Regions from separate parts of the Homo sapiens genome. Here all the other regions are linked to region 3. The links are chromatin contacts, found by Hi-C or POLR2A ChIA-PET in ENCODE. All regions are on one chromosome and are shown on one strand. Each heading gives the region's core, a stretch centred on a gene start or an enhancer-like site at or near the end of the contact. The rest is flanking DNA. Distances are from core to core; before and after follow the strand shown.

Evidence for each region. A loop is a pair of places that touch in the nucleus more often than their neighbours do. ChIA-PET counts read pairs that join two places held with the same protein, here RNA polymerase II (POLR2A). Pooled maps may share reads with other maps.
Region 1: a map of naive thymus-derived CD4-positive, alpha-beta T cell shows a loop between it and region 3 (4-fold over the local background). The contact joins the promoter of FBH1 here to the promoter of AKR1E2 in region 3. A Hi-C loop is called at or near these places in 1 of 168 maps with a recorded cell type or tissue (naive thymus-derived CD4-positive, alpha-beta T cell) and 7 of 50 pooled maps. POLR2A ChIA-PET finds 5 or more read pairs at or near these places in 1 of 52 experiments (SK-N-SH).
Region 2: a loop to region 3 is called in a pooled map, with 2.8 times the contacts of the local background. The contact joins the enhancer-like site here to the promoter of AKR1E2 in region 3. A Hi-C loop is called at or near these places in 2 of 50 pooled maps. POLR2A ChIA-PET finds 5 or more read pairs at or near these places in 2 of 52 experiments (A673 and Panc1).

What each region holds. Positions count from the first base shown.
Region 1 is chr10:5,887,668-5,892,107 of GRCh38, forward strand. FBH1 (F-box DNA helicase 1) reads left to right here and starts at 2,576. Exons shown (of 21, transcript NM_178150.3): 1 at 2,576-2,679. The coding sequence starts at 2,679. It overlaps ANKRD16 (ankyrin repeat domain 16), which reads right to left and starts at 2,226. Exons shown (of 8, transcript NM_019046.3): 1 at 1,374-2,226; 2 at 180-400. The coding sequence starts at 1,687. RefSeq lists silencers at 1,509-1,788, 1,799-1,908, 2,049-2,768, 2,959-3,008.
Region 2 is chr10:3,808,661-3,812,939 of GRCh38, forward strand. No RefSeq gene overlaps it. Among named protein-coding and RNA genes, the nearest start is that of LINC02639, 23 kb to the right of the region's middle. RefSeq lists enhancers at 735-3,011, 735-1,060, 1,188-2,387, 2,675-2,924, 3,225-3,384 and a cis regulatory region at 1,455-1,800. Within about 2 kb of position 1,596, at least 37 of the 41 ENCODE cell types and tissues checked have a DNase peak (open chromatin) inside an H3K27ac peak, as active enhancers do; they include Panc1, where a contact is called at or near this core.
Region 3 is chr10:4,824,411-4,829,297 of GRCh38, forward strand. AKR1E2 (aldo-keto reductase family 1 member E2) reads left to right here and starts at 1,797. Exons shown (of 10, transcript NM_001040177.3): 1 at 1,797-1,953. The coding sequence starts at 1,915. RefSeq lists a silencer at 2,224-2,303.

The DNA of each region.
Region 1 (4,440 bases), core at 1,326-3,825, 1.1 Mb after region 3:
AGCCACTGCACCCGCGCCCCCGCCCCCACCCCCTCCCCCCCAGATGTTCTTATTCTCTGCCTTCTGTTTTCCAAAATCCTCCTTTCCCCTGAAGGTGACCTGAACAAGATGCGGTTGGGCAGTGCTGGGTGAAGCAGCCACATGTGTGTACTGCTCACCTGCAGAGCTGTAGGCTGTACCTGCAGTATGCAGAGGAGTCCTTCTAATTTTGCTCTCTGTCTTCCAGGCACCTGGGCAAACAGTGAGCAGGTACTGGAGGATCAGAGGGTCGCCTTCTCGACTGGCAATGTGGAAACTGTTCCAGCCATCTTTGTTCTTCAGGAGTGGATTGGCGCCATGTTCCACCAGCTCCTGGATCACCCCCAGGTTCTTCCTTGTGCAGGCCATCATCAGAGGAGTCCTAAGGCCAACCAGGAGAAGCTGTCAGATGGAGGCAGCTGAGACATTAGAAGCCAGGGGCCAGGTCTTCAAAACACACACATCCTTGGCACAGATGGAAAACCTAGAGGATTCAGGGGTCTGGCAGGCAGGAAAACAGCTTTGACCGGCAACCTCTGTGCCTTCTGTGAGGACCCTGGGAGAAATAATAAGGGGAAAATGATTGTAACGAACGTGTACCTAGAGGAGAGGGTGCCTGGGAGACAAAGCAGCTTATAAGCTAGTTCACAGGATAGCAGTGAATTGGAGCAGAGCTAAGAAAACCCACAGACAACCCTCAACACATAACGAAGTCTATTCCCCTGCCCCAGTGGGGAAGATGTACTTCCCTATGTTCCTAAAGATGTTCACGCCCTCTAACGAACCTGACCTAGTGAGTACTAAAATCAGTGTCAATCTAACAAACGAAATGCAATTGGCTTGTGTGATGGTGGAGCAGAGTATCTCTGACTGTGGTGGTTATGCAAGGCTGCACGTATGTGATACAACTGCACTGTGCTCTACACACACGAGCGCGTGTATAACTCAGGAATTCTGGATATTGATTGGAGCAATGCCACTTGAAACAATGCATTGGTGCAGAAGTAACTTAGCTAAATGTCCCCAGAACATCGCATCCGGAGGCTATCTGTATAGTGCACACACTTCATTGTTTGGTAACATTCTCTTTGGTTATATTCTACACTATTCCGTGCTCTAGAAAGGGAGGTGACTGCCCCGACCAGTTAACCCACAAGGGCAGGAACGAGGGACTCTGCAGGTCATCTGCGTTATAAGGGAAAGTTGGGCAGGAGGTCCCTGCCGCTGAGCAGGCCTGGGGTGAGAACTAGGAGCTGAGAACAGCTACGGTGTCCAAGGGGACGGAGAAGCACAGGGAACTCGCTACGACTCTGCGAGTAGAGGGGAGGCGGGGTGTCTTTCCGCTCCACACCTACCAGTCGGCCTTCTTCAGGCAGTCGACCGCTGCCCCCCGGCCCAGCAGGTAGCGCACGCAGTCTCGGTGGCCCATGGAGGCCGCCTCGTGCAGAGGCCGCTTGTAGTCTCGGTTGGTGGCCTCGATGTCCATGCCCCAGGCCTCGGCCAGATAGGCCAGCACGTCCCGATGCCCGTGGCGCGCGGCGCAGTGCAGGAGGGTATCCCCGGCCGGCCCCGGGCAGCCCCCGGCCGCCTGCAGCTCCTCCTTCAGGGCGCGCAGCCGGCCCTCCTGCACCAGCCTGCAGAGGCGCCGCGGGTCCCCGGGCTGGGCCATCGCCGCGGGTCGGGCCGGGCTGCGCGGGGAGGCGGCGGGCGGGACACCGGCGGCCGGGCAGGGAGAAGCCGAGGGCGAGTGGGACTTTCCGCCTCTTCACGCAACCTGCCCCGCGCGCCCCGAACCCGGCAGAACCGCCCCTCACGCCCCCGGCTTTGTCCCCGGCAGAGCCGCCTCCTCAAACCCCCGGCCTAGTCCGCAGGCGGGCTGCCCCCTCACAGCCCCGGCCTGCCCCGCGTGGGAGAAGCCGCGGTTCCGGGCACGGGGCGGTTTTTCCTCAGGGACGGAGCGGTCCGGGATGAGCACGGAGGGGCCTGGGGATCCGAGAGCGCTGGCGTCCGCCGTCCTGGAGCTGCAGCGGCCCGTACGTGATTCGGGACTGAACACGTAAGGGAGTGGGGCGCGCCGCTACACCGCAAAGCCCCAAAGTGGAGGGTCCGGGAGGGCGCGCACAGCCTCGCCCGGCGCCGTGCAGGGTGGCTCCTGAGGCAGCCAGGCCCAAGCGTGACCTGCCCCGCACGCGTCCTCAGGGCCGCCCCAGCCTCCAGCCCCTGGGGGCCGGCGTTCCTGGGCTCCGCCCCCGTCCCCGCCCCTCGACCGCCGCTGCTCCGCGGGGACTCGGGGAGCTCGAAGGAACTCTGGGAAAGTTTCCCGCTCCGCCCCGGCCCGAGCGGAAGCGCGGATGGGGCGTGGCCCGGTAGCTGTGGCCGCGCCCCCACCGATTGCGCATTTCGATTGGCGTTAGTGGCCGTCCGTCAGCACGCCCCCTCCGGTCTCGCGTCCCGATTGGTCGCGGGGGCCGTCAGTCCGGCTCCGGCGGCGGGCGCTTCCCGGGGCTGCGGCGGGGCGGAGCTCGCGGAGGAAGTCGGCGGGCGTCTCGGGCTCCAGGTCCCGGCCAGAGGAGGAGCTCGCTGCCGGGGGACGCTGGGCTGAGCGGCCGGCGGCGCGGGCCCGGCGGCGGCGGCAGCGGGGTCCGGGTCCGGAGCGCCACAGTGCGTGAGGCCGCAGACGTGGCAGGGAGTGTGGGAGGGGCTCCGCCGTGTGGAAAACTTAACCTCCGGGGTCCTGCGCGGGGGGTCCGGGCCCGGGGTGGGGCAGCGGGGGCCCCGGGGGCGCGAGGCTGGGCTCGGGCAAGCGCGGGCGTGGGGGCTCGGCCGTCCGGGCCGTGGGCAGGTGGAGGGCGCGGCGGGGGTGCGCGGGGGAGGCCAGGGCGCTCACTGAACTCGGTCGGGAGCGGCCCCCGCGCTGCCCCCCGAGGCCAGGAAGGCGCAGCGTGTGGGTCCTCGGGGCTGAAGGGGCAAGCGCGGGGACGTGGCCTCGGCTGCTAGGAGGCCAGGCTTTCCCGTCTACTCTGACGTTTTGACCTTGGGCAAGTCATTTTTCGCTGCCCTCTGCCCCTGTGTCATCGGTAGCTTCTCTGCCCCTCCTCTGAGCATGGGAAGCCTAAGGCGATGTGGGAGGCCTGGCGCTGGTGGAGGGCACGGCGAGAGCTGGGCAGGCTGTGGGTGATGGAAGAGATCAGTAGGTGTTGGGTTCCTTACCCGATCTGATTAGGTGCCAGTCACTTAACCTCTCCATGTTTTCGATTCCTTTAGGGAGTAGAATGGGAGTAGCTCCTATTTGCCAGGCCTAAAAACGAGTGCCGTTTACATTTTTTATTGCAGTCTGTGGTCCGAAGACAACCCTATGAGGCATCAGTAGGGTTTTACAGGTGGGGAAGTGGAGGCCTAACCAAGTCAGTGACTTTCTTACAGAATTACAGGTAATAAAGTCTTCTGGAAGGCAGGATGGTAGCATGTGTTGAGTGTCCGCCAGCGTCTGCCGCTGTGGTAAAATGAGCGGAGATAAATGAAAAGACTTCTGGAATGGGCCCATGAAGATAAGTCCGTTTTACTCATGAGCAGATTGAGTTTGGTTAAGGTAACAGTGATGTGGATAGCCTCTGGAGACAGAACTAGTCCAAGTACCAGCTTTGCTCAGGTTATTGTTCTGTCGTGCCTTGTCACTCCAGCAAAAGAAAAAAAGGAAGGCATAAAAGTTGTTTGAAATGCACAAAAGTGTAGGGCGTGCCAAGCAGTGTTCTGCTGCCGTTGAAGTTAGTGCAAATTGGAAGTTGAGGCATCTGGTAGCTTCATGCTTTTTGCTTTTACCCCTGCCCCTCTCCCAGTTTCAGATGACTATCTTCTCTTGCATTATGTCTCTAGTTTCCCTGTTTTTTAAACATAATTGGGACACACGGGTTCACAGTAGGTTGGAATATATATATATATTTTGAGACAGAGTCTCGCTCTGTTGCTCCGGGTGGAGTGCAGTGGCACGATCTCGGCTCACTGCAACCTCCCCCTCCCGGGTTCAAGCAATTCTCCTGCCTCAGCCTCCCGAGTAGCTGGGATTACAGGCGTGTGCCACCATGCTCGGCTAATTTTTTTGTATTTTTAGTAGAGACGGGGTTTCACCATGTTGGCCAGGCTGGTCTTTAAACTCCTGGCCTCAAGTAATTCACCCAGCTCGGCCTCCCAAATGCTGGGATTACAGGCGTGAGCCACCGTGCCTAGCCAGGTTGGAATATTTGAACCCAGGATAATTGGTTACTTCATTGGTGTTGCACATTCGATTCTGCCTCTTGTGTCTTCTCTATGAACCTTCTTTGCTCTGTATCCCCCTTTGGATAACTAAATGATAATGTATGTGAATCTGTCCCGCAGCTCCTGTGATTTTCTGGGCAAAAGCTTGGTCTAGAGGGGCGGGATCTG
Region 2 (4,279 bases), core at 346-2,845, 1.0 Mb before region 3:
TACATGCGTGTATGTCTGTGTATGTATGTGTGTCTGTGTGTGTCTCTCCATGTGTCTGCCTATATATCTGCATGTGTATACGTGTGTATGTATATCTGTGTATGTACATGTGTATATATGTGTATGTCCGTGTGTGTCTCTGTGTGTCTCTGTGTGCATGTATGTGTATATGTGTGTCTGTATGTATACATGTATGTCTGTGAGTCTCTTTGTGTGTCTGCCTGCATATCTGCGTGTGTGTGTGTATGCTCTGTGTGCGTTTGTATATGTCTGTGTGTCTGTGTATACACATGTGTGTCTGTGAGTCTCTCTGTAGGCGTCTCTCTGTGTGTCTGCCTGCATATCTGCATGTGTGTATGTGTGTATGGTCTGTGTGTGTTTGTATGTGTGTCTTTGTGTCTATGTGTATTCATGTGTTTCTGTGGGTCTCTCTGTGTGTCTGCTGCATATGTGCATGTATGCATGTGTGTATGGTCTGTGTGTGTTTGTATGTGTGTCTGTGTGTCTATGTGTACGCATGTGTGTCTGTGAGTCTCTCTGTGTGTCTGCCTGCATATCTACATGTGTGTATGTGTGTATGGTCTGTGTGTGTTTGTATGTGTATCTGTCTGTGTCTGTGTGTAATTCTTTATCTCCTCCGTTTTCTGAGCAGGCTGGTCCTTTGAATCCCAGGAGATAATTTTTCCTTATACTTACTAGAGGAGTCTGTCAATACAGTAGAAGCACAATGTAAATGGGGGATTAACACCTTGAGATAATTTGAATCCACTGTCATTCACCCTTTCTGAAATGCACAAGCTTGCAGGCACCTACCCTCCTGCTACAGGACAGAAAAAAACACGGTGGTTTTATTTCCATTTCTTATCACACGGTGTCCACTGCCTGAGCTGCACAGGGAGGCATTTTGTCATTTCACTGTAGGGGTCTCCTGTGGCCCCGAATCTCATGTGTTTGTGTCCCTAGGAGCTGCAGCCCCAACCATGTCATGAAGAGGGGTCGGCACGGGGGCTTCTGGCTGTGGCACACACACGTGTTAACCTATAAGGCTCACTTCCTGCCCACAAGGGTCAGAGTGTTGTTTTTTTTTTTTTGAGACGGAGTCTCCCTCTGTCGCCCAGGCTGGAGTGCAGTGGCGCGATCTGGGATCACTGCAAGCTCCGCCTGCCGGGTTCACGCCATTCTCCTGCCTCAGCCTCCTGAGTAGCTGGGACTACAGGAATCTGCCACCACACTCGGCTAATTTTTTGTATTTTTAGTAGCGACGGGGTTTCACCGTGTTAGCCAGGATGGTCTCAATCTCCTGACCTTGTGATCCACCCGCCTCGGCCTCCCAAAGTGCTGGGATTACAGGCGTGAGCCACTGCGCCCTGCTGAGAGTTTTTTATTGATCATTCAGTGATTCTGAAGGGAAGACAGTTCTACTCTCACTGCCAGTGACAGCACAGCCCAGGAGAGCAAGGGCAGGCTCCTCTCCAGGTGTGGCTGCTCTCCATGGCCTGGGTCATAGTCTGGAGATGACTGAAGAGTTAGTCTTGGGGCTGTTGCTTGTGAGAACTGGAGAGGTGTGTGTCATTATCTGAATCGGCCAGGCCCACGCCAGGGTGAACTGGGCTTACAGGAAATGCAGTCACAGGTGAGACAACCTTTGGCACCAGCTCCCAACTTTCAGTTCAGAGAACGGTGAGTTCCCGGTACAGGGAGTGGAAGCTGATGTCATTGAAAAGATATTGCCTTGCTTTGAAATCAGCAAGCGTGGTCAAAGTTCTCCAGTATATACACACAGAGGAAAAATGTGGCTCTGAATCACCATGGGCAGCTTTTTGATAAACAGATATTCAAAAAAAAAAAAAAAAAAAAACAACAGAAAAAACAGCCCATGTGTGGTTTTTCTGAGAATGCTACACGGCTTTCATATGTGCATTTTGACCCTAATTTCACTTACAACTTTCTCATAAGATACTGTTAGGAGTGAAAAGCCACAATTAGCTCTAGGCCAAGAGTGAATAATTTCAACAGCCTCTCTAAGATGGTTTATATTTTTGGAGCCATATATGGGTGAAAGTAACGATTTCCACAGGAGGACAAACAAAAGGAGATTTTTGCACACAACAGGGAAAAGAAAAAGGTTTAAACTTTCACATGTGAAAAAGTTCAAATTCCCAAGCCTTGCTGAACACAACCCCAGGTAGTTTTAAAATTTGCTTTCAATAAAAATTTATTTGAAATGAAATGCTTTACTAACTTTCATGGCTAAATCAGGAAACACCGTTTTCACTAATTAATATTAAACAGTTGGCGAGCACAGCACTTCTGGATGTGTTCCTTCTTCATAACTAAAAATGAGTGAAATTGTAATTGAATTCTGATGATAATCTTAATAGCATCATTCTCTACGTTGACTCCTTAAAGCAATTTTATATTTGCAAATTGTCTTTGCCTTCCTTTTAGCTTAGTTATATAGCTTGCTTTGCTCAAAGAGTAAAATTAAAGTCTTAACTAATGTCAAATGGTTTTGCTTTTCCTGTGTAAACATAAATATGTTAAGAAATGTATAGTAAGTTATCTTATTTTAATAGAGACTCATCAGTGCTAGTTATTTAGTGCCTCTCAATAGTATTTCTGGCAAACTGCACATGGCCTTCCTCATAGAATGAGGAGTGGGCATTGACATGAATTTCTAAATTGTGGCATTTCCTGGCATGATGTCAGTTGGCTTAATCATCTCAACTGTCAGCTCACACCCTTGACAGCCAGCTCGGGAGCTGGGGAGAGTCCAAATTTGGTGTTCTGAAGGAGCTCACAGGGGTCTCTGGCACGTAATGATCACCTTGAAAGTCATCGATTTCAAAAAGAACATTCCACTGTGGAAGAGCAGCCAAGAGAAGCAAACCTCAGGCACACACAGTCTGTAACAGAAACCGAAACTCCTAGCAGGAAAATACCATGACCTGCAGTGACAGGGCCAGACCATTTCAGTGAACTCAGCATGCAGAACTGTGTGGGGAAGGGCCCCATGAGAGAGTTACTATGATTATTATTAAGAGGTGAAAAACATTCTCTAAAATGGTGCGGTGTCAGAGTTAGTTTCCAGAAGGCTTGCTAACCTGCAGGGGCTGGGGTAGAAAGTCATTCTATAAAAGGCATAGGTGCAGCTGTGACTTCGAACGTTTCCCTGTGGATGAGATGCCCACACATTTCAGGACACATGTACTATGACGTTTTGGGTGCAGAGAAACGCTGCACCAATCACTCAGCTCCTGTCTCTCTGCCATCAATTTTGTCAAATGTCAAAAATCATCTATTCAGAGATGCCTATGTAGAACAGAGGAGGGGACTCTGAGTATTTAGGAATCAGTTTCCTAACTCAGCTCATCACCCTCTCACTCAGGACAACTTCCGCTTGCCTAGTGGGGAGAAGCTTCCAAGTGCAGTGTGGGCACTGGAGGGAATGCCTCGGCCACAGTTCCCGTGGAAATCTCGGGGATTTAAGTCTTTAACCAGCCCCCCAAAGACCACAACCCTCCCTCCACCATCCACTGACAGCTTTCTTGGCTCCCTAAGCTGTTCTGCACTGAGTCCTCAACTTATCTTCTCTGCTGACATTTCCCCTAGTTGTGGTGGTCATGCCCGCCAGGGAGCTGCTCCCTCTGAAGGTGATCCTGCCCCATCTCCGGGCCTCACGGGCATGGCTGCTCCAAAGACCGCGACCAATTTCCTCCTCTAAATCACGTGGGATGCATCCAAGGGCTCCTTGGGGCTCAGCCCTTGTTAAAAGAGTGCAGCTTACAGACCACACACTTCTTTGTAAAAAAAAAAAAAAAAAAGAAAGAAGAAAGAAAGAAAGAAACTCTCGTTGTATTCTTCAAATTCTGGAAGGAGGCAGGACTTAAAAAAAAATTACTGGTAATTCAAGTTCTTCTCCTTAATGTAGAAATAAACCGTGCTGAAATTCCGGTCACAAAGGCCATTGGCTTGGGCCTTCTTAGTCAATATGTATGGCAGACTTTTGAGAGCTTCATTCACCTGTTTATGATAATAATTAGAAGATAGTACAGGTTAGGCATCTCAAATCCAAAACTATGAAATAAAAAATGCTCCAAAATCTGAAACACTTTGAGTGCCGACATGATGCTCAAAAGAAATGCTCATTGGAGCATTTCGGGCTTTGGATTTTCAGATTTGGAATGCTCAAATGGTACGTTTATGATGTAAATATTCCCAAATCCAAAAAAATCTGAAATCTGAAACACTTGGGTGCCAAGCATTTTGGATAAGCAAT
Region 3 (4,887 bases), core at 547-3,046:
AAGCTCACTTCGTTAAAATAAAAATTTTTTTATTTTGCTAAAGACAATGTCAAGGAAATGAAAAGACAAGTTACAGACAGACTGGGAGAAAATATTTACAAAGACACATCTAATAAAGGACTCTTATCCAAAATACACAAAGAACTCTTAAAATCCAACAATAAGAAAATGAATGACCCAAATAAAAAATGGGCAAAAGACCTGAAAACACACCTTATCAAAGATATACAGATAGCAAAGAAGCAGAGTAAAAGATGCTCAACGTCATAGACTTATGGAATTTCTGTTAAAACAATGAAATAGCATGATACACGATTGCAGTGCAGTAGAGCTTCCCCCAGGAATACTGTTCCCAGACTTGTGCAGGGCTGGTTCCCTCACTCTTTGCCTTTCTGTTTGCAGCATAAATGCCACTTCATTGAGGTGTTGAGGATTCCCTCACTCTGTCCCTTCCGCCTCTCACCACAAGCACCTGCTTTATTTTACTATAGCACCTGCTCTTTTTTTTTCTCATGCATTTGCTTTTATGCTCTGTCCATTCATTCCTACAGATGGTGAGCTCCTGAGGGCAAGGCCCATGCAGGTCATTTTCAGCACTGCACCCTGGCCTAACTTGCCCCGTGCACAGGTGAGTGCTCCAGGCACAGTTTCTGAATGAATAAATGAGAGTATCGAAGATCCCCCTTCCCACCTGTGAGGAGCTCACATTGAGGAGATGGATGCTCACAGGAGATGCAAGTTGGGTGGGAGGCAGGGGGACACCCAGAGTGACCCTGGGAGTTTCTCTGGCTGCAGCCGCCCCATTGAGCAGAATGGGCAGCGCCTCCCCTGATGGCCAGCACTGAAGACCCAGGCAAGGAACCTAGAAACAAAGCCCTCATCTGGGTGTGGGTGTCCTCAAGGCAGTAGGACTCCCAGGGCTGAGGGGGGCAATGAAGGGGGAGCTGTAAGCTCCAGGAGAGATAAGAGGGGCGTCGGAAGGCTCCCTTGACCCCTCTTTCCCTCCACTGGCCCTGGGGGAGCCCAGTCCACTCATAAGGGGGGTGTCCAGTCCACCCCATCCACTTCCAAACGGGGGCCCGAGGCTGCAAGCAAGGACGCTCCCCTCTACATGCAGGGCTCGGCCTCCCCTGCACCACCCAGGACCCCCGCTGTCCTGCAAGCCCCAGCCGCTCTGGGCCAGGACCCAGGGAGTGGAAGGCATTTTCCAAGGGCACAGTGGCTCCCTGACGGGGAACCAAGGCCAGGCACGCTTCTCCCAGACTGGGGGCCTCGGGGCACCTGAGAATGGCCATCCTTGGTACAAGAGAGCGGGGACCCACTCCCGCGCACCCTGTGCCCCAGGGGACGCAGGACTCTGCACCCTGACCCTAGAGCTTGCCCTAGGATGGCCCGGCCATGGCGAGGCCCTGGAACGGTGAAGACTCTCTGCCCATCAACCTAGCACCTCTGCCCTACCCTCAGTCGCATATGCACCCGGTGCGAGGGAGAAGGCAACCAGGAGGTCACACCTAAGGTGGGGGCGTGAGCGGCAATGCCAGCCGATTGTAAAACCTTCCCTGCTCCTGCGTGGCTCTGCAAGCCAATCGAAAATTCCGTCGTCTATGCCGCCAGCCAATCAGGATGTCCAGAGCGCGGTGCTTCCAGCCATTTGGGACTCCAGCTGGCTCTGCGCCTCCAGCCAATCGGGGTGCCCGTCCTTAATACAACCAGCCAGTCAGTGCCCGGCGCGCGACACCAGCAGCCAGTCAGGAAGCCCTGCGTTCATGCTTCCAGCCATTGTCGGAGTGTCAGCCGTCACAAGGCACTTCCAGCCAGTCGCAACGGCGGGTCGCCAGCGCCGCAGTAGCTCGCGCGGTGCCTGTCGGTAGTCGCGTGCGGGGCGGCGGGGCGGCGGGGCGGCCGGCGGCGGCCATGGGAGATATCCCAGCCGTGGGCCTCAGCTCCTGGAAGGTGACGCGGTCGCGGGCAGGGAGGCGCGCCTGACCTAGGGGAGCGCGGGACTTGGGGGCGCCCGATGGGACCCAGGCCGGGGCTGGGGAGAAGTGCGGCGGCCTCCCCTCCGCCTGGCCGACGCCCGGGAAAGGCGCTGCTGAGGTGGCCGCCCACCGCCCACAAGCAGCCCGGCCCGGCCTTTCCTAAAACGGAGTCGGTGCTGCCCGCCGAGGCGCTCTCTGGGAGAAGCGGGAACCTCGGCAGCCAAGCCTCAGACTCTGGGGCTGCGGCCGCGGCGTTGGGCGGGGCTGCTCTGTGGAGAGGCGGAGCCCTTGAAGTTACTCAGAACTGGAGCGGGGATGCCGAGGGGAGGCCTTGGCGGCGCTGGACTCGGCCGGAACAGGGAACCTCGAAGCCTCCTCTCCAGCAAAGAGAGAAAGAAAAGTTGGGGCCGGGCGTGGGGTGCGGGCTTGTAATCCCAGCACTTTGGGAGGCCGAGGCAGTAGGATCGCCTGAGCTCAGGAGTTCAAGACCAGCCAGGTCAACATGGCGAAACCCTGTTTCTACAAAAAATGAACAAATCAGCTGGGCTTGGGGGTGCGCGCCTGTGGTCCCAGCTACTCAGGAGGCTGAGGTGGGAGGATCACTGGAGACCAGGAAGTCGATGCTGCAGTGAGCTTTGATGGCGCCACTGCACTCCAGCCTTGGGGACAGAGCCAGACCTTGCTGGAAAAAAAAAAAAAAAAAAGAAAAAAGGAAAATTGGAATTGCTGATTAGGCTTTAAAAGAAACTTTGGGATCTCATGTTGTTCCCTGTTTAGAAGCAACCTGCCCTGATGCCTGAGACATATAATCGCTCTGTGCATTTATGGGGTGCAGCGTAATGTTTTGAGCCGTGTATACAATTGCAATGTGGTTAAATCAAGCTAATTAACATATCTATCACCTCTCTCAGTTATTATTGTTTGTGGTAAGATGTTTGAAATGTCTTGTTATTTTGAAATACACATGTGTAGTAAATTATTGTTGACTGTTGGCATCCTAGTGCGCAGTAAGTCTTAAAAGCTGTGTCTCCTGTGTGTTTGAAACTTTGTACCCTTTGATCAGCAACTCCCCATTCCCTCCTTCCTCACCTCCCCCAGCCCCCAGCGTCTTATAACCACCATTCTATTCTACGACCTTTCTCTGCTTTGAACTTCACAATTCCTGCCAGTGATTTGAGACAGCACTGACTAAAAAGCGTTTAAAATTTGATCTTTAAAAAAAAAAAGCTAAACTTAGTTGTTGATAAAAGCTATAAGAAGTCATATAGGAAGTTAGTTACTGAAGGAGTCAGAATGTTCAAGGCCTGCTCATGAAAATATTATTTAAATTATTTCTCTTACCTGCTTACCAACTCTTAGAGGCTAGGAGTGTCGTTTTGTTCATATTGGTTCTCAGCATCTAGTGAAGGACGTGCATCTGTCAGCCCTTCATTCAGTAAGCACTCGATGGATTAAACTGTTGAGTCTCTTGCTTCCCTTTATTTCTGCAACAATTTGGTGCAGGAGTCCAGACTTTCGTGCACACAGGATAAGGAAAAATTAGTGAAAACTGTGCTTAACAGGTCAAAATATTCTATTTATTTTTCTTGGACTGCAGGTGCATCAAATTGGATTAATCATAATCACTCATCACTGGTCTATGCAAAGGCTTATTTTTACTCGTCTATTTTTAATAGTGAATAAACATCACAGACCTATCCGTTATCTGTTGCCCCAGAAATGCTGCATCAATGGCCAAACACCAGACCTCAGTGGTGTACAGCAGCAAGTGTATTCCTCCCACACGGGAGGTCAGGAGAGCAGCTCTGTGGACCTTGGCTGGGCTCAGTTGGGATGGTTGGGGCTACTCCACTTGGCTCCGCACATCTCCTGTCCTCGTGCGGTTAGTTAGGGAGTGTTCTCAAGATGATGGCTGAAGCACAAGAGAGCAAGGGGAGCGGTGAGATGTCTGGAGACCTCAGCCTGGGCTCTTCATTATTAGGGGCCACTTGATCCATCTGTGTGCCTGATCGGTGCTGTCTTAATTACTACAGTTCCTTGATAAGCGCCCATACCTAGTAGGGCAGGTCACCTCTCCCTGCTGTTGTAGATTTACAGTGTACAATTTGATGAGTTTTGACAGATGCATGTACCTGGGTCCTGGCTTTTTATTTTGGCACCTTACTCTCCACTGTAAGTTTTAGAACTAGCTTAGAAGGTTCCATGAGAAACTTTATTGGGGTTTTGATTGGAACTACATTAAATCTGTAGACCAGCTTGGAGATAATTGACACCTTTGTAATGTTAAATCTTAACTTTTCTACAAGCATGGTATTCTTCTCTGTTAATAAATTGTCCTGAATATGGTTCATTTCTAACATCTTTTCATATGGTTGTATAGTTTTTCCTGAAGAGAATATATGTCTTTTGTTGGAATTATTATTGGGTTCTTGATAGTGTGTTATACTACTGGAAATTATATTTCTCTGAAGTTACATTTTCTACTTGTTTCACCTGCTATATTCATTACACTTCCAGCCACTTTACTAAACTGTACTGTTATTTCTGTTAATTTGTGTTACATTTGTTTGGATTTTCTACACAAATGATCATATCATCAGCAAATAATGGTAGTTTACTTTCCTTTTTTTCCACTCTTTAAGCTTAAAATTGCTTCTTCTTAGTTGTTCAGGTGCTTCTGGAAAGCACCTCCAGCACAGTGGCCATTCTTGTTTTGTACCTGATTTTAAAGGATGTAAGATGGATATTTTTTAATATTGATACTCTTTATCAGATTAATTCTTTTCCCCGACTTACTGGGAGTTTAGATTTTGAATCTAAACTGGTATTGAATCTTAACAAATATTGATTGAGTTGACTTTTGTTTTTGTACTTTAATCTGTTAATATTGATGAATTACAGATTTTCT